Linked DNA regions of Mus musculus: all the other regions are linked to region 1. A link is a loop called in an ENCODE intact Hi-C map of the cell type or tissue named here. Cell type or tissue: heart. All regions are shown on one strand.

Region 1 (8,000 bases):
ATTAGCTTCACCAGCGGTGGGGATTCAGCTCCATTGGAAGAAAATTCGTCCACACAGGAAGCCTCGGGCTCAACCCTCAGCATTACATACATTAGGCATAGGGATGGATGCCTGTAATTCCAGCATTAGAGAGGTAGAAGAAGGAGGACCGGAAGTTCAAGCTCATCCTTGGCTGCATAATTATTTCAAAGAGATCAGCCTGAGGTCTCACATGAAACCCTATATGAAAAAAAGAAATACCAAGAATGTGGACTAAAGATTATGTCATAGCATCCCTTGATGTGTATCAGGTTATCTGAGGGACCCAAGACCAAGCAAGTCATCTTTGAGAAAGACTCTGCTCCTGAAAATAAAGACATGCCCAGCAAGTCTTTGCCCAGGTTATGGCAGTTTGTTGAGACAAATTAGTGAGTATTTACACTTTAGATGAATGGGACGGGGTCATACTGTTCAAACCAAACTAAACTAAATACCCACACGTCTAGGAGAGTGTTACATTCCACTTCAAAAAATGTGTAAATGATACTGTCAAAAATCATGCGGGGTCTCATTTTGCTTCCTTGTGACAATGCTAACTTGACAAACCACATGGACACTGGCAAAGGACAAAAGAACCCTGGGTCAGAGACAAAAGTATAACATCAGGCAGCAAGTAGCATGAAACCTCATGTGTGTCCAGCTAGCTGTCTCCAAGTTCACAGAATCACTGTGGGAACACAAGAAGACCCTGGCCTTGCAGTGCTTGTGTTGTGGCTGAGAGACCCTGAGTGAGTGAAAGCCAAATCTTTTATAATGGTCCTATGAGAAAGCCCAGCCAACTGGAGCTCTAGGGGATGACATCATCCTTATCATATCGGATGGCAAATACACTGTTCTCTGTTCTAGAGGAAGCCAGACCCTGTGTTTCAAGTAAAATATAGTCCAGAATGGAAACATGGAAGCTGTCAGAGGCTCTTATTATTCACCTCCTCCTCCTCCTCCTCCTCCTCCTCTTCCTCCTTTTCTTCCTTTTCCTCCTCCTCCTCTTCTCCTCCTCCTTCTTCTTCCTCTTTTTCTCCTCCTCCTTCCTCCTCTTCCTCTTCCTCCTCTTCCTCCTCCTTCTCCTTCCTCCTCTTCCTCTTCCTCCTCTTCCTCCTCCTTCTCCTTCCTCCTCTTCCTCTCCTTCCTTCCTTCTTTCCTTCCCTCTCCACCTTTTTTCTTTTTTCGTCCCCTCCTCCTTTATTCCTCCTCCTCCTTTTACCACCAAATAGGCAGGAAAACAAGAGACCTGTGAGCAATTGTCTCACTGAAGATAAAGCATACTAATGATACGATGTACAAATGAAATTGAGAAAATGCTGGGACACTGCTACTTTGAGATTAGGCAAAGCTTTTTAATAAGACCAGATTAAAAATCTATCAACATAGAGTCACACCTACTATATAAAACCTGGTACAAGGAATAGGAATATAGCTAGTTGGTGGGATGTTTGCCCAAAGTGCCTGAAGCCCTGGGTTCACTCCCCAGCACTCCATGAACAGTGGATGGTTGTTCAAGTCTGGAATGCCAGTACTCAGGAGTAAGAGGTAGGAAGGTCACATGTTCAAGATCATCTTTGACTACACAGCCAGTTTGAGGCTAGGCTGGGATATGAGAATGAGCCCATTTCAAGGAGGAGAGAAAGAAAAGCATGATGTAAATACATAAATGCTTTGAAATATTATCAAATGGTAAGTACTCATTTATATAAGTTATAAATAAATATTCTCAGAAGAAATAAAACTAGGGTCTCAATTTGTTTCTTATTGGGAATACTCATTCAAAGCATATGAAGCCTCACTTTCAAAATGGATTTCATATAAGGGGTGGAGACTTGGAAGAAACAAAGAGGGGAAAGACATGGGCATAATGTTCTGTGATAGCAGAATATGTAGAAACTTTTCAAGAACCTCTACATCCTGATTGATCCCTTCAATATTGAATAGCTTTTGTATACAATGGCAGGTTGTATTACAGCCTCTTCAGTATTTGGATTAGATTCAGATGATTGGCAACCACATCGGCTTCATCCTTATCTCTTATAGCCTGTTTCTCTAGAAAACTGTGCTTCACTCTGGAGTGCTATCCATAGTTTACCAACTCCAAACCCATTCAGTCACATTCATATCTGTCTGTTGATGACATTGGGACCAAGTAAATCACACAAGGGGAGGACCTGGGGGTTGTGAAAGGATGTTCCAGTGACTAGAAAGTGCATAGCTATGATTTCCAGAGGAAGACTTTACTGTCTGTTTCTTGGTCTCATCCTCATAGATACGTGAACCAGCTCCTGCCCTGCCACTCCCTCCTGCTATAAATGGCATTGATAACTATTCTGGAAATCCTTCTACAGGTAGACCAAGTCACTCCTCTGGTTTAGAGACCCTAGAAACAATCTTCACAGTGCTGAGCTATTCACAAGGGCAGAAAGGACTCACCCCTGGCTGATTGTTACATGGGAATGGCCCTGAGGCTTGCTTCCTCATGCCTTGGTCAGAAGGTGGATGTAGCAACCCTCGCTTAATTTTCAAGTGCACAGGGTATGCATTTTGAGGTCCTAAAAGCCTAGCTTTGTGCACTGGCTCATCTCTGGATCATAGTGTAATCTTGGATTAATGATATTCCCCTTCCATACCTCAGATGCCTCTCCTGTCTATGTGTGTTGATGCTCTTGTGAAAGTTATTTGCAGCAAACACATGGCATGTACTAAGCTCTTCTCATGCACTAGTTTGTTCTTTTCTTAGCTCCCATCTAATGGAGCAGGAAGGAAAACTGACAAGATAGAGAAATGTTCTGACTAATATTTAATCTATTAGACTTACCATTTTAGTGCTATTATCTGGCACTTGCCCCCTTTTAAAAAAATAGTTTTGTGTGTGTGTGTATGCATGTGTGTGCTTAGAGATTCTTATTGGTGTAATTGTTTATGCAGGTTCATGTGAATGTTTGTGTGTGTGCTTGCATTCGAAGGTTAGAGGTCAAACTTGAACACTTTTCCTTAGGCACCATCCACCCTGATTTTAAGACATCCTTTTTTCCTCTATCTTACAACCCACTAATGAGGCTAGGCTGGCTGGCCAGTAAGATCCAGGGATCTTCCTATCACTGTCTGCCCAACACTGGAATTATAAGAGCATTCTAACATGCCCGAATTTTTACATGGGTGCTGGGAATTGAACTCAGGTCTTTATGCTTGTAAGGCAAGCATTGTATAGACTGAGCCATCTCCCAGGCTATGAGACCACCATTTCTAACTCATCTGAGATGGGAATCAGTTATAGAAGGAATTAGCAAACAGAAGATGCTGGCAGCTAAGATGATTTGAAAAATGAGCTTTTAGGGACATTTCACATCCAATTCATAAAAATCCCATCCTTGCACAGTCTATGATTCTGGATTCTGTGAAGCAGAAGCCAAGAAGGGATTTGATGCTCTAGGATTTATCAAGGGAACTTCCTATGAGGGCAAAAATGGGGCAAAGAAAGAGGTTGGACAGCAGTCACACTGCCCTGGGAGCTGCATCTCTGTGGGCAGAAAAGGGAGAGAGAAGGAGTCAGATGGAAGCCCTCAGGTTGCCATACGGGACACAAAAGGTTAGGCAAGGACACTACAGAATTCTCTAGCCAAGTCAGCTGTCACTGGAGTCCTGTGTCTCCTGGGAATGGGCCTGTCTTGGCACTGCTGCCACACTCAGTCAGTGGCTGGGGATGCCTGACTGGGAAGGCCTGCCCTCGACACAAAGGCGGCAAAAGATATCAGAGCAATGCAGCTGGGTCCTGGCTCAACTGCCAGTGTGGCGACTGCCTGCTGGCTGATCATGTGGCCAGAACAATTTAGGCTCCTCTACACTTACTTGGCCTCTTTGGGGCGGCTTCAGTGTTGGACTTTTGGAGGCAGTATCTTTTTCTGTGATAGTGGGAGAGATGAAAAGTCATAGTATATACAAAGTTGTGTCCTGCTGTCGTGACAGAAATGTCATTACTAACATTTTAACCTCAAATGGATTAGATGACGCTGGGAAATAATTCATTCAAAATTCTTTTGCAGACGAACATGAGGTAAAGAGATGGTATTGGGTGGTAATAGAGGGCAGAATTGTTATGATTTAGGTGAGAAATGTCCTCTAAAGGTGGTTTTGAATACTTGCTTCTCAGCTGGTTACATGTTTGGGAATGGTGTGGAACCTTTAGGAGATGGAGGAAGTGGGTGATTGGGGACAGGCCTTGAGTTTCTATAGTACAGCTCTACTTCCTGTTCATGCTCCATTTCCTGGACGCAGTTGTCTGAAAAAAAGTGTCTGTAGCTGTAACTTCTTCACCACAATAGACTATACCCTTTAACTAGAAGCTGAAATAAGCCCATTGTTCTATAATTTGACTGTCAGTCTATTTTATCACAGCAAAAGTAAAGGAACTGTGATAGGGTGTTCTCTGGCTGAGAATGTTCTAGCCCAGATGATGGTTAAGCCCTGGAAGACACCACATCAAGAGCATTTCCAGAAGATCTAAGATGTGAACATTTGACACAGCTGACCATCTTACTGTTCTTTACCAAAAAGATAAACTCGAATTAGGAGAAACCTGCCATCAAGACCTAGTACCTTGTCCAGCTGACTTCCGGTGGCAGCTTGACATGGAGGCTGGGAAAGACTTCAGTGCAAGAGTTTATATACAGATACCATAACAGTGAACACAGTCTCTGGCAAAACTGGCCACACAACTTTGAGCCCTGTGACCTCAGTGGAGGCTGAAGGACTCAGCTTGTCCTCCATGTCCAGAACAGAGCTGTGGCTGTTAGAACATTCAGGTCTGGAGCACATACGCTCTTTGGCTGGACCTGTGGATCCGCCAGAGGACAGAACTAACAACACCTTGGAACCATTCCCAGAGACACATTTCTCTAGGAGCCAAGAAGAAATACAAGTGGACCATTTTGAACTTATTAATAATTGTCACATTCCTGTCACGGCCGTGGAGGAGTCAGTTTGGGGAAGGAATGAAGCCCCAGGCTCTCTGGAGTGAGTCAGTATGTCAAGATGGCTCAGGGCAGTGAATTTCCTGTGGAGCTGTCCTTCAGAAGACCGGGACATGGGGGTGTCAAACAAATGAGGTTCCTAAGACTTCAGAATCCCATTGAAGAGGGACTGGGAACCTTTAGGGAAAATCTTTATCATTCGTATGATAGAAAAAGCCACATAAGTATGGGTCAAATGCCATGTTCTCAGAGTGGCATCTGAAGACACTAAGATGTTGATTTTGACTTCATCCTTCTTTTGTGGGGGAAGGGTCAAAAGTTGAGTAGAACTATAATCAATACAATAACATAAAGTCAAGACGACCTACTTGCACCAAAGTGTTGGTTCCCCAGGCTTGCTGGCTCTGAGATGGAGGTTAGCATTGCAGGTTTTGTATTTTCATGTATGTAACGTGTCTTAGTTAGGGTTACAATATCTGTGATGAAACACCATGTCCCAAACAAAGCAAGTTGAGGATGAAGGAGTTTCTCTGTTTATAATTCCATATCACTGTTCATTATTGGAGGAATACAGGACAGCAACTGTATTTCTTCAAACAAAGCAGGAACCTTGGAGACAGGAACTGATGTTACCCACAATAGGCTAGACCTTCCCACAGCAATCACTAATTAAGAAAATACCCTATATGCTTACATAGAGCCCAGTCTTGTGGAAGCATTTTCTCAATTGAGACTCTGTCCTCTCTGATAGCCATAGCTTGTGTTAAGTTGACATAAAATTCACTAACACATAAGAATATTCATGTACTTGTTTGCACACACATGTGGAAACCAGAAGACAGCATTAATTAGTCTGTGTATATGTATGTATCCATAGAGGCTAGAAGAGGACATTGGATCCCCTGAATCTGGAGCTACAGGAAGTTAAGAATGGAAACCAAGCCCAGGACCTCAGGAAAGAGCATCAAGGGCTCTTAGCCACTGAGCTATCTATCTCTTCATTCCAACCCCTGTGGGTTCTGAGAATTGAATTTATGTCCTTGTGCTTACACAGCAAACACTTCTCTTACTAAGCCATCTTCATGACCCTAGCATACAGGTTTCGGTCATAGATAATTCTTGGCACTGACAGCTACAGGAGAAAAAAGAACCAGAACTGCAAAGAGGGAGATGGCTGAGCTGTGATGGAGTCCTAGGAAAAGTCCTCCAAAACCTCAGAAGAGCTTGGGTGCTAGGCTGCCCTTCTAGTATTATCTTGAGTTCAGGAGGGGGCCGTAGCATTTCAAATCATTGGCTCAACCAATCATTCGCTGAAGGGTTCCTGTGCAAAGAGGCACAGTCTTGAGAAGCTCAGTCAACCCTAAGAAGGCTGACAGCTGAGGGCACCTGTCAGGAGCACCCACAGTGTCAGGAGGGGTGTCCTTTATTTTTGTAGAGAGATTTAGGGGCATAACCACTGCCAAAGTAGTTCTCAACTTCAGACGTGATTCATATATATTTAGCATCTCATCAGCACCTGCTGCACTGGGAAGCAATCCAGCTTCCTCCTCCACCCTCCGTAACACACTGTCTACAATGAGCCCCTGATGCCAAAGGGGGAATCAGGATCTATCACGTCTTACCATCTGAGAGACACTGACTGAGCAATCTATGTGTGGGAGTCCAATGAGACAACAGATCAGGCATTTGATTTTTAATGTTTGATAGAAAAAAACCTATCAAACTATGTGCTGTGCTAATCAGGTCAAAAGCTGTTCTAGAACATCAGTGTTAGCCATTGAGGGTCATTTTCCTCAGATCATCATAAACTGTAGGGGAGCATGTACTACTAGTACTTTTAAGGCAAAAATTATATCAAGACCCTAATTAAATCTTAAGGCAAAATCGTGACCACACTATCTCAACAGGACGAATTCACTCCTGATCCCACTTCCTTGGGATAAAACTTGAAGAGGTTTTATATGGTAGGAAATAATGACATCATACCCAGACATTTGTACTGAGTTTTGTATGTCTCAAATATCAAGACTCCCCTAATGCCTCAATAATTATTTGGGTCATCTAGGAAAGAAACCCCACCCTATTCTTTTCATAGATAGGATTATTTATGGTTCTCTGTTTACTTATTCACTTGTAATGAGGAGGAGACACTTGGTGAGTCTGTTCTACTCCTCCATCAGATTCCTTTATGCCTAAGTTATCTGAGGATGAGATTTATGCTCAAAGAATAACTAGGGGAAACCTGAGTGGGAGAAATATTTTAAAAGCAGGTCGTATTACAGAAGAGATCAGATACACACCCAAAGTCTGGAGAACCTTGGACTTCCTCAGCTCAGTTTGAAAGCTGTGTTAAGGGATAACTCAATCCCAGGAGTGACTTCTCCAGTGGAACATACCCTGCACTATCATATTCCTTTTCATGTTTAATTATGTGTACGTATACATGTGGGGACCCAGGGGAGATATGTGTACACAAGTACAATTCCTTGCCCGAGGAAGCAAGGGGAGGGAGTCAGATACCCTGCAGCTGAAGTTAGAGGCAGTTGTGGGCTCCCCAGTGTGGGTGCTGAAAAGTGAATGCCACTCTTCCGAAGAAGCAGTATGTGTGCTTAACTGTCAAGTCATCTTCTCAGCTCATCTTTTTTAAAAAACAAAAATTATATTTGCTTTATTGTGTAAGTGCTTATAAACCGACATGCATTTATAGGCATTATATGTACCTCTGATTCCCATGAGCTGGAGTTTCAGGTACTTGTGTGTCAGTGTGTGGATGCTGGGACTAAACTCTCACTCTCTGTAAGAGCAGTAAGTGCTCTTAATGACTGAGTACCTTTCCCACCCTTAAGTAAGCCCCTTACCTTTATTTTCTGAATTAAAGTACTCTGTACGCATGTGTGTTCCCTAAAAGTTTCTACCTGGGGGTAGATTAGCCTAAACTAAGTTGATTCATCCACATCTCCAAACAATTCATAGAAACTTAAAGGAAGCCAGGCTTGAGGCAAAACT
Region 2 (8,000 bases), 53 kb after region 1:
GGCCCTCTGACTGTGGCATGTGCAGCTCTAGGAACCAAGAGCTTTCAAAGACCCTTGTGCTGAGCCAGCTCTCAGTGGGACTCCCAGGGAGGTCACCTCTGACACAGTCTGCCACTGCTAGAAATGCCCCGGGAGCATTCCCCTTCCTCCTAGGAGGGAAACAGTACAGGCTGAACTCTGGTTTCCCAGAGGGGCCTTCCTTCATCTCCTTTGGTTATCTGTGAGGTTTTGAGTGCCGTGGATTAAGGGGGTTTCTCTAGGATAAATTTTGAATCAAATGGCTGTGAAATCCCAATGGACCCCCAACTGCTTTACTTCCTTGGCACACCGAGAACCACTGAGCTGAAATGGGAAGAGGGGAGGAAATCTATGCAAAGATAAAACCAGCTGACAAGTTAAAAGGAACGGAAACAAATCAGCCACACAGTAGCACCTCCCAGCTCCCAGGAAAGTATCAATTATAAGTATTAGTGGCAAATCCGTCCTGAGGACACACACTAAAACCCCCACTGTGCCTGTCTTACTGTTTACCTGAGTGTTTTAATTTCTACCTGATGTGAAATGCTTTTCTCCATGGTTCTGGTTTCCAATTGACTTTATTCCTCTCCAGGCAAAATAATGACTCAGATTTTTTTTAAATATATGACAGATTTGACAACCTTGAATAAAATAAGTGAATTACTTCTTTATCTCCGAGGAGCCCTATAATATGGCTCTGCATTGGGGGTGGAGATGGCTTAGGCAGTAAAGTGCCTGCCAAGTGGGAATGAAGACCTGATTCTGTATATCTAGCACGCAAGGCAAGTAAAAGCCAGATGTGGCTGAGCACACCTATAATCCTAGCACTGGGGGAGAGGTGGAGACAGAAATCCCTGGAGCTCAGTGGGCAGCCAGTCTATCTATATCAGCTCCGGGATCAGTGAGACACCTTGTCTCAGTAAAGCAAAGTAGAGAGTGATCTAGGAAGACAGTCAATGTTGAACTTTGACCTCCATGCACATGTGCACACATACCTGTGCTTACAGTTGTACACTCCCACACAAAAACTTACATCTACTACACTATACACACACACATATGTATATGCATGCATAAATATTGTGTATATATGTACATTATATGTGCATTTTATTATATATGTATATGATTTTATGCGTTACACATGGTATATATTATATTGTATTTCTTATATATTTGCTATATTATATAGATCATGAATCATTGTATATGTTGTTAAATGTGTATATATGATATAAATGTATATTATATGTGCACTATGGTATCTATCATGTGCTATTATATGTGTATTATATATAGTATAACATATTGTGTGTCTGTGTAAGTATGTATAAATTATAAAGTGGTACGCAACTTTTTCCATAAGAATTTGGCTTAGCTGAACAGCCGTCATGTCTTAGACATGGTGCCAGAGCACTTTGATGAGAAAGTCAAGGGAAGGTAAATAACCCCTAGTTATTACATCACAACAAGTGACACAGCAAGTAGACTCTTTGTGATGGTCAACTGTCCTCCTGTCTTTGAGATTGCTGCCAAGCCCACCATTTAAAGGATGACCACTATTCCCAGGGAAAGAATGGCAAAGGGGTATCCCAGGCAGAAAAGAGAGCAAGTGGACAGAATAATGGTGACAGCATAATGCATTTCAGGGACCACAGAGATTACTTATTGGGGTACCAACAGATGCAAGGTAGTGGTAGAGGAGTAAGAGAGGAGCGGTCAGAGACCATATCCAAAAGAACATGTGTACCATATCAGGGAGGTCAGACATCACAGTAAGTAATGGGAGCACTGAGGCAAAAATAACCACATTGTTACTTCAGAAAGATTACTTTGTTAGCAAAGGCAGTGCCTGAATCTCAACTAAAAGCCAAGGTAGTGGACAAAGGAAGGAGAGGATTTGCTGTAAAGGCATCATAGCAGCAGAACCAGTCTGTGCAGTGGTGGAGGGAGGAGAAGCAGAAATTAAGTCCCAACTTTCTCATAGGATGCTATGGTGTTGATTGTGTCAGCTACATAGAATACTTACAGAATGCCGGTGCCATAATCTGCCCTCTTGTATTTCCTAAGATTTGCATGTTAAAGTTTAATCCCAGATGGGATGGGATCAAGAGGTCATGAGATCAGAGCCTTTCTGACGGCCTCTCTGCCCTAATAAAAGAACCCAAAGAAGCTTGTGTGCACAAAATAAATGGAACCCACCCTTACTATATACCACATCTGTTGGGATTTTGATCTGAAACTTTCAGCCTCTGGAACCATGAAGAACACATTTCTATAGTTTAGGATATCCTAGCAGGAAGCAGCTACACTATGAACCTGTTTGCCATGCATTTCCAAACATGGAAGACTTATGATCAAGTAAGCTCAATGACTAGTCTGCAATCAATGATGGAAGAGAGAGGAAGAACAGTATCCTGGCTACCCTTGTGTGTCAAGTTGGTGTAGCCTAGAGTCATCCACATGCTGAAGAATTCCTCCACTGAGGGATTGCCTGGATCACATTGTGCTGTAGCAATGTCTGTGTTGGCTTGTCTTGACTGTTAACAGAAGGGTCCAGTACAATCCCTGGGTAGGCACTTCTGGGCTATATGAGAAACCTATGTATGCATGAACCTGAGCTAGCCAGTAACCAATGTTCTTCCATGGTTTCTGTTTCAAGTTCTTGCCTGCCCTGACTTATCCATAATGACAGAAGCTGGAAGCTGAAATAAATCCTTTCCTCCACCAAATTGCCTTTCCTCTGACTGCTTTATCACAGCAACAGAAACCAAACCAGAACAAGCAATTTGCTCTCTAAGTTATCTTGCTCTTCTGGATGCGATAGCATTTGGCTTGCTACAGCATGGTTCATCTCTAAGTTGGCGGCTGGGGAAATTGGAAATTTACTCCTAGTCATAGTTTTTCCTTTTCCAGAATTTTATCTTCTTGTATATGTACATTTATCTTTTATAGCAGTGGGGTAAAGCTGAGGGACTGGTCCCTACTCCAATGCAGAATTCTCTTAGTTGACTAACTAATCTTGACACAGAAAAAGACTACATTAAGTTCAAAACTCAACTTGATGTCCAAGGAAATCTACGCTTTTCCTTTCTAGAGGTAACATCATATAGAATAATTTAAGGTGGCAACATCATCTAGAATAATTTAAGGTAAAGGGGTAAAATTCTTCAAATGCAATGCCATTTGAGTAAAGGAAGCCCAACCCCAGTGTTCTCTAATATATGTGGACTTTGATGACCACATAGAAACCAGACATCAGCTACAGGTTGCTCTTTCAAAGTTCTCAGAAAGTCATCCAAATGAGTTGATGGAGGATTTCTTCTGGACTTCTCCTTGCAGAATTGGATATCTCACAAGATTCCAGTAATTTGTACATCAGCAATGCAAAGACAGGTCATTTTCTTAGAGCTCAGTCTTTTGGTGGTAAGAGCTAGTCTGAAAGAGGTGGGAGGTGGCATCTACCTGTGTGCTGGCTAGTTTTTTGTCAGCTTAATACAAACCGGAGTCACCTGGGAAGAGGAAATGTTGACTGAGGAACTGATCATCAATAGGCTTGTGTGCATGCCAGAAGCAGTTTCTTGATTAATGATTTATATAGGTGGGCCCAGCCACTGTGAGTTGTGCTACCCCTGGGCAAGTGGCCCTGAGTTGTATAAGAGTGCAGGCTAAGCAAGTCATGGAGAGCAAGCCAGTAAGCAGCACTCCTCTATGGCTTCTGTTTCTGTACCTGCCTCCAGATTCCTGCCTTGAGTTTCTGCACAGACTTCTCTTCATGATAGGCAATAACTGTAAGCTGAAATAAACTCTTTCCCCTACAGGTTGCTTTTGCTATCAGTGTTTTTAGCAACAGAAAGCAAACTAGAACAACTGCAGGTGTTTGTGTCAAGGTAACAAGACTGAAAGTGATGAAGAGCCTGGAGCTGACCCTGGTGACTCAGTGTGGGCCTCAGGTTTGGAGACAACCTAGCAAGAAGCTCCCTGGAAGTAACCACAGTCCAGGAGTGGTAAGGACACAACTTTCCACTAGGATTGTATATGGACACGTTCATCATGACAGAGTAAAGGGGTCACTACCCAGGTTAGGTATGAGCAGACAGAGGTTAATGTGTGGGTATTAAGAACAATCAGTACAATGGGGAAGGATAAAGACATTTTAGTGCCTTTGGAATGGGCTTCACCAGAGGTAAAGGAAAAGAATGTGGTGACTGTGACAGCATCTAGCCTCTGTCCTACCTGCCCCATCCTCGGGGCCAGTCACTCATGTCCTGTTCTCCTCTAGATCTTAAAGGCTGTGCTACAGTAACAAGTCCCGAACACTACCATCTATTCAGAGGACACACTATATTCTCCCCAGCTCCAAATTGAACTTCAATACCATCTTATTCCATATGTGTTCCATTCCAAAGGTACAAACATGGGCTTGAAAGGATTAAGTACTGCCCAGAAACCTGGAAGCAGAAGGAAGGCTTCCAAATGAAGTGATTCGTCTTCATACCTGTGCATTCTCTTGATGGGAAGCAATAGGGTAGAGCAGGGAGTCTAGGATGGGTGGCCAATGAGGCACTTTTCTTGGACACTGCTGGAAAACACTGGCCAGCCAACTCTCCTTTGCTTACCTATAGCCACACCTTGAACTGTCAGCATCTCCCAGACCTGCAACAGAGCTGACAGAAAACACAGGCTCTGGGTATTGGTGTTGATATAAAAGACAAAGCAAAGAGGAATCTAGGCCGTGTTTCAATTTGAACAACTCGGTGTCCCTGCTGAGGCTCCTGTAGAGTAAACTCTGCATAAGGAAGAGACCACAGTTTATCCAGAAGAGAAGATCCTGGCAAAGCTAGAAGACAAACCATGAAGGGACCTGCTCCAAGTCACCAGGTGTAGAATGCCGAAGAGGCAGCAGGAGGATGCTTAATTATTAGAGTGCTTACCTAGCATGCATGAAGCCCTGGGTCTCAGCACAACATAAATGAGTAAGCACAGTGGCTTAGGCCTCTAATCCCAACGTTCTGGAGATAGAGGCAGGAGAATCAGAAGTTCAAGTTCATTGTACACTACACATTGAGATCCAGGCTAAACTAGACCACATGAGACCCAACCTCATTTTTTTTTTTTGAAAAAAAAAAAGGGAAGAAAAAAAAGATTTGTGATTTTAGTGATTGCTTATCAGGAATATTTTTATCTAAACTCACTTAGATGAGGAGCTTATTTTATCCTAAGTATTCATTTTATCAGCCTATCAAGTGACTAATTAATTAATTAATTTGCAACGCTTCGGGTCAAAGATAGAGCTTCATACATGTTAGGCAAGCACTCTCTTGCTAATCTACAGCCCTAGCCCCTGTCTAGGACCTGTTTTCAATGTTATTCTAGTCAGCTGCAAAAGAGCCTACCAGCCTGAAGGGGCTGGCCTAGCCCTGTGCTTTAAGAATATCTGGTCCCCAAGACATGTATGTTTAATGGATGTGGGAATTACTGATTGGATTTTATTTATGGCATGAGTGGCCACAATGACAGTTTCTTTTTAAATATAAAATTTAAATGATCTTTCCCTTAAAGGGAAGCAGCTGACCATGAAATCCTGCTGTTGGCTATTTTTAGCATTTCCAGTTTGGGCTGGGCGGGAGGCCCTGCTTCGGCTAGTCTGAGCTGAGAAGTCCCAGAAGCCCTGCTTTCCCTCGATAACAGTCACCAGGCAAGACTCTCAAGCTCTCCCAGAAGACAAGCCGGAAGAAGGAAGCCAGAACAGGACAAAGGCCTCACCCTGATGTCACCTTGCACCCTGTAGCCTTCACGTAACCCAAAGAAGACTTTATTTTCTTGGATACATAAGAAATCCCACTGAGCTCTTCTAGCAGACACAAGGGATGTTTTGTCAGCTGTAAGGAGGAGTGAGATCATGTCATCTGAAGGAAACTTGATTCCAACTGGAGATGATCACATGAAGAGAAGTCAGCCAGTTTCAGAAAGACAATTATAGTATGTTTCTTCTCATGTGTGATTCCTAGGCTTTGAATAGATTCATAAAAACTGTGGAAGTTAAACCGTGTAGGGAACAAAGAAGGCAAATGGAAAGGAGAGAAAAGAAAGGAGAGAAAAAGAAAGACAGGGCAGGCATTGTGGGAAGAATATGCCCAGCATATAAGAGATGCATGCATGAAAATGCCCCTGATACAGTACCACATATAATGAGTTTACACAGTGAGTTTTTGAAAGAACAACAGCAGCAAATGTTTCCAATATGTGGTGCTTAAACATAGAAATGCATGGGGTTCAGGGGCACAGTGGTACCCAAAGTCATGTTTAATTAAAAGTGCAGCATTGGTTCAGCATGCAGGGGCACTCATCTGTAAGTTGTCCTCTGAGCTCCACATGCCCACTGTAGCATGCCTGTGCCCACACACATGCACACAAAATAAATAGTGTAGTTTAACTTAAAAAGCTATATCAAAGCATCGAGGGGGGGGGGGAAGCAGTCACAAGCCCCAAACATATATGGTGCCTCCACCTCCACTCACACTCGTGTTCTGTTTATCTTACCTTGGCCACAGCAAACCATGTGGGAGGGTCCTGTAAGCTGGGTGGTTTCTCCTGGACAAAGGAAGATACATGTCTGAGCATAAAAAAGTTGCAGTGGGTTCCCTGTGATCACATCTGATGAACCCATCACCCTATTAACCTGTTATGCAGTCACCGCTTACACTGTTACCCTGCCATGGGTAGCATCCTGCTAATATATATGTGTCCCCTCGGGGTTCTATGCTACTCTTAGGGTCCCAGTAAACCACTCATGGATGTAACAGGCAGCTGTTAAGAAGGTGGCTCAGGGGCTGAGAAGATGACTCCGTGGCTTTGTAAAGTGCTTGGTTCATAAGTATAAGAAGTTGACTTCAGATCCCTGTCATGAGCAAAGATCACTTTGGCGTGGCATGGCTGCATGAATCTAAAATCCCAGGACTAGAAGTGGCCAGAAACAGAAAGGTCACTGGGGCACGCTGACCATCAAAAGATAGTGAGCTCAAGGTTCAGCAAGAGACTTTGCATCAGGACATAAGGTGAAGCGCAGTAGAGGTAGAGGAAGGCACTGGATCTTGCTCTTGCCTCCACACGTGCAAACAGGCATACATGAGCCTGTCTACAAGACATGCAAGAGCCTATCTATGCATCTCTACTGCTCTAGCAGACTTTTCAGATTCAAGGAGAATGACAATTGCCAGTCTCACAGATTTCAGGTTGCCAGACTTGAGGGACATCAGAAAGCTACTAGTTGTTGCATGTACAACACACACACACACACACACACACACACACACACACACACACACACACAGCAGGAATGTATCAGATGAATGATCATTCTTCATACAACCATATGTTACCTGTCCTCACAGCTTTCATCCTCTGTGACTCAGTTTCCTCATCTGCCTGGGATGTTGATTCTAATGTTAGTACACACTTGATAGGGAAAGAGGGATAATTAATGGATCAAGTAACTCTAAAGACAGAACCATGAGTCTGCCACATTGGAATTATTCTACTTGCTCACACTAAGTGATGCCAAATAATTCCTAGGAAATACTTCCAAGATTAAATTATTCAAGGAGAAATGAGATAGGCATATTCACATCTAAAACATTTAGATCTAGAGTGGTAAGGCTTTGGGAGTTTTCAGGAGGAGTAAATTCTTCCCTAGTGTTAGAGCAGGAATTAGGAGAAGTATGGAGAAAATGACTGTATTAGTTAGGGCCACTGCGATGACAACATGACCAAAGCAATGTGGAGAGGAAAGAGTTTACTTGACTTACACTTCAGTATTGTAGTCTTCACTGAAAGAAGTCATCACCAACAGGAACTTAAACAAGGCTGGAACATAGGGACAAGAGCTAAGATAGAGGTCATGGAGGAGTGCTGCTTACTGGCTTGCTCTCCATAGCTTGCTTAGCCTGCTATCTTATTAGAAGCCAGAACCACCAGCCCAG
Region 3 (8,000 bases), 360 kb before region 1:
TGACCTTTCTCATATCACAAACATATGGAGAAAGCCATCTGAACTATGTGTGAGTTGTTGCTTTCCCTGACACAATGATGAGGTTTCCTAGGCCCTTCAGAGCCACCACTGACATCCATTCTCTTCCTGTATCCTCAACCCCTTAGGGATCAGCATCATGGGATATGGGCACCACTCAGATGGGATAACATGCTACACATCAGATCAACTGGGAGGTTGAGGGTGGAGAGGTCACAGAACTGAAGGGCAAGACAAGTTCCTGTTTTCCTAAATAATCAGCTGTCACTGTCTTGACAAGATTTACACAACACTAAAGAGCATGCCTGACTTAAGGAGGCCCTGCTCAGGGAAAAGGCGAGGAGTGGGTTCTAACTAGGCTATCATGCAGAATGCTATTAAATCCCCACAGGCTTCCATTGTCCTTATGTAAGTCCCATGAGTCTGTACGAATTGGCTCTACCAAGCCTTCCCCTCCAGAGAAGTGAGAGCTACACCTCCTTGTTCCAACTCAGACGTCATGGTTCTTGTTTATTCCAGATCAGTAAAGGCTAGAGGAACAATTCTTTCTGTAGTAGGTCTGTAGATGCAATAGAGTGCCCCTCCATTAAAAGCTAAGGAAATCTAGAAGCATAAAGAATGATGTTTAGAAAATTAGAAGCAATATGGAGATAGAATGGAAATTGACAGCTGGGCTAAGTAACTAGAGAACCCTTTCCAAGAAGCCCCTCTTCCCAAATCCCACGTGCCAATCAACACCAAAGCAAGCCTAGCTATTTACTGCTCACACACGGGAAAATACAACACCCAAGAACATCCACTGCTATTATGTGTCAACTCAAACAAAGAAAACTGGGCTGCCCATGAAGAGCAGAGGGTCCTCGTAAAGACAGATGTGGAACCTTGCCTATGTCATCCCACACTGAACACCCCTACCCAACACCCCAAAATGTCTCCACACCCTCTGAGAATCCGGGTCCTCTCTACTCCTTCTTCTCAAGCTCAAAAAATAAATAATAAATAAATAAATAAACTGCTGTCAATGTGCAATGTGACACTCATGCGTTGTCAGAATAATAGTTCCTATTCCTCTCCCCTTCCTGCCGCTTCTGCCAAGGGAGTAGCTTCCCGTGTCAGTACCATGCCAGGCACTGAGCCGCACAAGGCAGCCTTCCTCGACTCTCAGCCAGGAAAATGCTACCAATTGAAATCTGATTGTGGATGCGGCTCTCACTGTCATCTGTTGGGGTGATTTCTTGCTAGAATGACAGTCCCATCTTCTTCACGGTTCAAAAGTGGCTGTGTGAATCCTTGGTTCCCCTCTGTCTCAGGAGTATTTCAATGGCTTTATAGCGGCTGTGCTTTAATATAGTCCGGTCCTTTATTAAACTCCTTCTTCCATCCTGGGCCTTTACTGCAGACTGATGCCACGAGAGTGGTTTGAAACTTTACCTCAAATAAATACCCATTCAAATTCTAATAGGCAAAACAGGTGAGAGATGTGGAGTCTCCCCCCACCCTGGAGAACCCTGGAGGTTCTCTAAACAGAAAGGAAACAGGGCTATGGAGAGAAGTAGATCTCAGCAAGCAGAAGGTCAGGGTGCATTATCCTGTCAAACCTGGAAGCAACCCGTTCTTTGTCACTGTTCAGGACCAACACTGAAGTTACAGGTAACATTTGCATTAATGTGTTATAAAGATTAATGAGGCATCTGAAGAGATCTCATTGAATCCCACAATTATTCTCTGTAGTTTATAGGTTTTTTTAATTAACTCACAGATAATATATATATATATATGTGTGTGTATATATATATATATATATACACATATGTGTGTGTGTATATATATATATATATATATCCCAGAAAGATTAAGTAACTTCTCTAAGGTTACAGAACCTAAGCAGTAAAACCTTCCCGCAGCCCGAGGCTGTGCTCTGAAACCACTCTCTCTATACACTGAGCTGCCTTCAGTCCTTGAAGGCCTCCGACTGGAATGATGTAAGAATGCGCAGTCTGGCCAGTGGGAGGATGCTCAGTACAGGGAGAAGAAACACAGCAAACAAAGTCAGAAGCTTTTCCTATTTTTAAAATGGGAGCTCTTTGGAAAAACTGTTTACTTATGAGGCCTCTGGGAACCCTGACAAATGGCTACAATCTTCCCCGACAGTGCTCTCGACATGGTAGATGGAAGTTTCCACTGAATAGCTATTACATGTATGTGCACCAGCAAGTCCCTTGGAATAGTAGGATAATTCACTATGTTTATCTTTCTGGTGCTGGTGCTAGTGCTGAAGAAGAGACCAAGATTATGGGCAGAGAGAGATGGGACAGGGGCAAGGATGAGCAGAGAGGAGAAAGGAAAGGAAGAAAAGGGGATGCCAGGAAGGGAGAGGAGGAATGAAGATAAGAACTCAACTTTATGCATCCCTGGTACTTTCCAGAAAAAACTGCATGCCCTGAGGCAGAAGAAATGGCTCATGGGCTAAAAGTGCTTTCAGAAGACCCTAGTTCAGCTCCAAGCACCAGTGTTGGATGGCTCACCACTGATTATAACTCCAGCTCCAGGGACTCTGACACACGTCTGGATTCCTCCCGCACTTACACTCATGTGCAGATTTTTGGCCCTAAGGTATAGTTACAGGAGAACAAATCTAAAACCTAGCTGTACAGGAATGGAATGCATGACCTCAGAGAGATCGCCATGCCCAAAGTCACAGAGCTGCTCAGAGGTGAAGCCAGAGGAAGGGTCTAACCTCGAGACTCCTGTGTATGTCAGTTGTTCTGCCTGTGTGAATGTGTCTGTCTTCGTTCCCAGGGCCTCCTCACCAGCACACATGGCTCTGAAGCCAGCGTGCACCTCTCCTCTTAAGGTCAGCCCTTCCTGGATTTACAAGAGACAGCCACAAAAAAAAAAAAAAAAAAAAAAAAAAAAAAGCCATAGTTGTTGATTCTGTCCGATTGGACACAGTGACAAAAGTAAGTCACAGGATCAGCCACAGCTCTGTTCCAGAAGCAGCCCTTGCAACGCCAATGAGTCAGGCTGCGGAATCAGCTGAAAAGAGAACTTTTGGAAGAATCATTGCTCACTTGCTTCTTAGCAGTTAAGTCTGTTAGACATCAACCTGCCAGGGATGCTTTTAAAAAGTCTTTTTATCCCTTCATTACAAGGCTCAAAGCTGTTGAGTCTTCTCAACTTCCAGCTGGACTCAGAGATCTGTGTATTCCTGGAGATAATTTTTTTTTTCTATCTGCTATATTTGAATGATTTTGAGTTCCTCAAAGCAGCAATGCCTACATCACTAAGACATTCAGATAAATATGAAATATTCAGTTCTTATGCAGATATTTATAGACTTTTAAAACTCTCAGGGGATGCAGACAACTTGACTAGGATTTTTTGACTCTGGTGAAGTTTTCTGCCTAAACTCTTAGGATCTGAAGTTTAGACCTACAATTTGGCCATGTGACCACCAGGTGGCGATAGCGCGTCACAACCTAGGGTCAATCAAGCTTGGGTCAGTGAGTTTTCTTCCCGCAGCCTGTGCTGAAAAAGCAACATCTTAAACACACTCTTCATTTAATTTCTTCCTACATTTATGAAGATTTTTTCCACACAGCACCTCCACTACCACCACTGAGTTAGGGCTTCACAGTCGGTGGGACTCAGGACCTTTATTTTATTTATCCACTCTTAAAACTTTTTCTTGTTTATATGAATATATCCATACCATTCCTTCCTTTCAACTTATCTCCAAACTAATTCCTTGCTCACACTCCATTCTAAGCTGCATACTCTTTCTCTCTTTCATCTTCTTTGTCTTGCTATTGTTTGTTGTTGTTCTTCTTCTCCTCCTCCTTCTTCTCCTCCTCCTCTCCTCCTCCTCCTCCTCCTCCTCCTCCTCCTCCTCCTCTTCTTCTTCTTCTTCTTCTTTTCCTCCTCCTCCTCCTCCTCCTCCTCCTCCTCCTCCTCCTCTTCCTCCTCCTTCTCCTCCTTCTAACCTACTGAGTCCAGTTAGTGTTGCCCATATGTACAGAGAGGAGCTGACTGTCCCTTCCCAGCATCCACCACCTACCTAAACCTCTCAGAGAGGGATGGAGTCTCCCGAGATTCTCTCCCATTTGGTCTGGAATGATGGCTGGCTTGATTATATAACACTAAAATTTTAACCTGGCACTCAGAGCCCTCCAAGGGGGCAGCAGCCTAACTATACAGACTCCACCCTCCTGACAGTCCTTTCTCTTTTTCTACAGCTTCCTCATAATCCATCCCTCCTGTAGTTACATGCAAAGCCAGTCCTAACGGCGGTTACTCTGCTGACATTTCAGGATACCCACCTGATGCCCACCTACCACCTCTACAAGAGTTGGCAGAGGCTGTTCTGACAAAACTCCATCAAAGGAGTCTGAAAAGCCTAGCATCCAATTAGCATCCATGAAAACCCAGAATGCCATTTCTGGTATGAGATGTGCAGACTACTGAAAAGATCTTAACAGTAACTGGAACTTCAACACGTGGAAGTAGCTACCTGGCAGTCCAATGGGATATACCACTTCACATTTCTGGAGTAAATAAACGATCTCACAGCCTGCGTTATTGAGCTAGCTGTATCTCTTGGACATCTTTCCATGTCATTAACTATTACTGGGTGCATATGACAACTCCCCCAAGAGACAGCTCAGTGGGAGGGAGGGGGAGGGAGGGAGTCAGGGAGGGAGGGAGGGAATCTGGACGCAAAATCAAAGCACTGAGTTTCAATGCTGATTCTGGAAGGTACCAGCTGTGTTTGGGCAATTGACTCTGAGCTACCATGTACAAAAGAACATAGCATCTGTCACCCATTCCCTGACCAGCCAAAGAGATAATTTATTAGATTGTGTCTAGCTTGGGCAAATCCTCTTGCAGGAACTTTTCACTAAGCACCCATTTCTCTGTCATATCTCCTTATCTTGCTGTTATTGCCGTGATACTGGAGATGAGACCCAAGGCTTCCTGTGTACTGGTGGGCATGTGGTCTGCACGCTTCACACCCAGCTGCCCTTACCTGAACCCCTTCCCTCCTCTCACCCCAACAGTCATTCTGCCACCCACCCAGTGGCTCTACCCATGGCTCTAATGTGGCACTCACACTAGAAAGGAAGCTGTAAAATGACTGAATCCTTCCAGCCAAGGACTAAGATGGCCTTAGATATCATCTTCCAGATGCCCCCATCTGAACAGTAGGTGGCCACTTACAGCCTCAGGCACCAATGGAGTTAAACCCAGCCTTCCTTTGTCTTTAACCAGCATCTCCAGAGTCTCACTCCCACTACCTTTACACAGCTCCAAAGCAAGTCTGGGCTTCTTTCTGTCCCTTGCTTGACTTTGATGGTCAAAACCATTCAATCAGGAGTGTGTCTCTTCAGGGTCCTGTGGATGCTGCTAGGCCCGTGGTCCTCCCTGATAGCACCTCAAATGGTGTTCTGTGCCTCAGCTACCCAGTTTCCAGGTTCTGCATTGTTAATTTCTGATGGAGATGAAGATTTGCTCCAGCGAAGATAAACATTTTCCTCCGAGTCCTTGGCCAGTTTCTTGTCCTTTCTACTCAGAAGAGAGGAATGGCCTAGCTGAGCCACCTCGGGGATTTTTCAGCCCTTTAAGATCGTTGTAGCCTTCCTGTTTCCCTGTTAATATTGGAGGTGGGTTTAACTCCTACTCGCTTCATGAGAAAAGCATGCCCTCTTTTGGCCTCTCCATCAGCTACTGATGGTACAGTGGATGCTGGAACCACTTCCTGTTCTCCTTCAGCAGCACCCTTGGCAACTTCCTTCTTTACCAAAAGCCCCAGAAAGAAGAAAACAGCATACATCAATAGTACCTAACAAAGAAAAGGAAAAATTCACATGATTCATCACCGACTTCTGACTTCCTCTGCCCGTGTCCCAACATGAACCTGCCTGCTGGCTCCTCCAGCCTGGTAAAATTGAAGAGATGGGCCAAAAGGAAGCCATATGACTTGGGCCACAGACTCGAGACATCGACTCCTGGAGAGGCAGTGTTTTAGTTCTCAGTGTGGGTTCTAAAATAGGACTTGAGGATGAATCCCTACTGCACAGGGACTGCCGCTCTGATGCAACGGAACTTCCTCTGTCTTTCTGATCTCTTCCTCTCATCTGCCCAATGGGTGTAGTAGTAAGGCTTTGTATACTTGACATGGTGAACACAGCTCTGTACAGTGAATCAAAGGGCAAAATACCTGCTGTTTCAACATTCTATGGCCAGAGCCTAAGCTGGGCCTGGTGACACTGAACATGAGGGTGCCCGTCTTACTCTTGTTCTCTGACAGAAACTATTCTCCTTTTTCTACCTTTTAATGCTTGTGTGTGCATGCGTGTGTGCATGTGTGTGTGCATGCATGTGTGTGCATGTGTGTGCATGTGTGTGTGTGTGCATGTGTGTGTGCATGTAAGTGCGTGTTCTTACATGTGAGTGGGTGTGCGTACATTTGTGTACTTGTATGAAGCTTCTCCTTTTGTCTTCAAATCCTCTCATCTCACCTTAATCTCCAGCTTCTTTGGTGACACTGGGCTCACCCAGATAATCCAGGACCCCACCTCGTGGCCAGGTCCCTGTTGGATCAAATTTGCAAAGGCCTTTTCCAAGGTCACATCATCAGGTCCTGAGAGTTGGAATGTGACATCTTTGGTGGCATTATTTTTGCCTACCACAGAATATACAAGTAGGCTTCACTCCCTGGCTCCAAAGACATCACCCACTACTACAGCCAAATTATAGGATCAGCATTATTGGAAGGAAGGAAGGGAGGCTGTTTCCTTAGACAAAACACAGTCATTTGATTCAAATTTTAATTGAGGTAAAGAGTGGTATACTTCAGGCTGCAAGAATAACAGAGATGTCCTCTTATGAGCCCAGATCTACCTCAACTTTCATTTAAAAACATTTTTGCAAAAAAAAAATTATTTTATTTCATGTGTTTGTGTATGTACCTCAAGTATGGAAGCCCACAGAGGCCAGAAGGTTTCAGATTCCCTGGAAGTGGAATTACGGCAATTGTGAGACACCAAATGAGGCCTCTGTGAACTGAATTCAGGTTCTGTGCAGAGCAGCAAGTGCTCTGATCTCACCAGAGCATATCAATAAATCTTTATTGGGTGCTCGCTAGTGATCATCCAGTTTTATTCCTCTTTGCATTGCTCCTTGGCTAGACAGTACTAATCAGATAAAGACTGTAAGAGCTGGTTCAAATTATGTTCATAGGTCTCTCTGCTGGTGACCATACAAGGTCTTTCTTATTAACCCAAAAGCTCCCCACCTCCAACTTTTGAGGGACCAGAACACAGTGACCCATGATACTCATCTTGAACACCCAAACTGTCCCAGGCTATCCCCACGTTCAGCTGTAGGCTCTTTCCAGGTAGAAATGGAACATCTCAACCCCATTTCCCCAAGTCCTACTCCCACCCAGGTACTGTTCTCAGGCTGGGAAATCCCAAGGAGACAAGGCAATGCTTGAAGAGGTCACAGCGTCCCCTACCCCATCAAACTGAAGCAGTGCAGCGTGCGTGTTTGCATTTCAGAGAAGCACCCACATGCTGCTGCTGCTGCTGCTGCTGCTGCTGCTGCCACTGCTGGATCAGTGTTTGGGGTCACCCAAGGAAGGGAAGGGGTTGTTCACATGTGTGGCTTTAAATGCTCATCCACCCACATCTACCCTACTCACCTCTCCATCCTTATAGCTGCTATCACCACTGGATTAGCCCTATACAGAAGAGGGGATGGTGCTACCTTCTCCATAGGACCCATGGCACTCACCTCTGCTGCCCCACCAGGGAGGGACCTGGGTGGGGTTCCCTGATTATATCTTTTGAGGAGAGGTTTCTATTACTCTTGCCTCTTCAAATCAGCCAAGCCAGGAAATACAATACAAAACCCAGAATAGCACCTTTGGATAAGAAGTGGCTGAGAAAAATAAGTCCTTTAGAAGACAGAAGGCTGGGCAA

Evidence for each region. A loop is a pair of places that touch in the nucleus more often than their neighbours do. Peaks named below come from ENCODE experiments on the same cell type or tissue, not always from the same donor. Only the 100,000 strongest peaks of a DNase experiment are listed, where the experiment ranks them.
Region 2: a loop joins it to region 1, with 3 times the contacts of the local background. A loop is called at or near these places in 4 of 42 quality-filtered maps.
Region 3: it touches region 1 in a loop (2.2-fold over the local background); 3 of 42 quality-filtered maps call a loop at or near these places.

The regions. Positions count from the first base shown.
Region 1 is chr9:68,353,154-68,361,153 of GRCm38, reverse strand. No RefSeq gene overlaps it. Among named protein-coding and RNA genes, the nearest start is that of Gm22382, 77 kb to the right of the region's middle. In heart, no CTCF peak of the experiment used is centred here; DNase peaks (open chromatin) are centred at 3,703 and 4,843.
Region 2 is chr9:68,300,130-68,308,129 of GRCm38, reverse strand. No RefSeq gene overlaps it. Among named protein-coding and RNA genes, the nearest start is that of Gm22382, 24 kb to the right of the region's middle. In heart, no CTCF peak of the experiment used is centred here; a DNase peak (open chromatin) is centred at 5,699; H3K27ac peaks cover 3,344 bases.
Region 3 is chr9:68,712,644-68,720,643 of GRCm38, reverse strand. All of the region lies in intron 1 of Rora (RAR-related orphan receptor alpha), which reads right to left. Among named protein-coding and RNA genes, the nearest start is that of 9530091C08Rik, 49 kb to the left of the region's middle. In heart, a CTCF peak has its summit at 3,468 (motif pointing right); no DNase peak of the experiment used is centred here.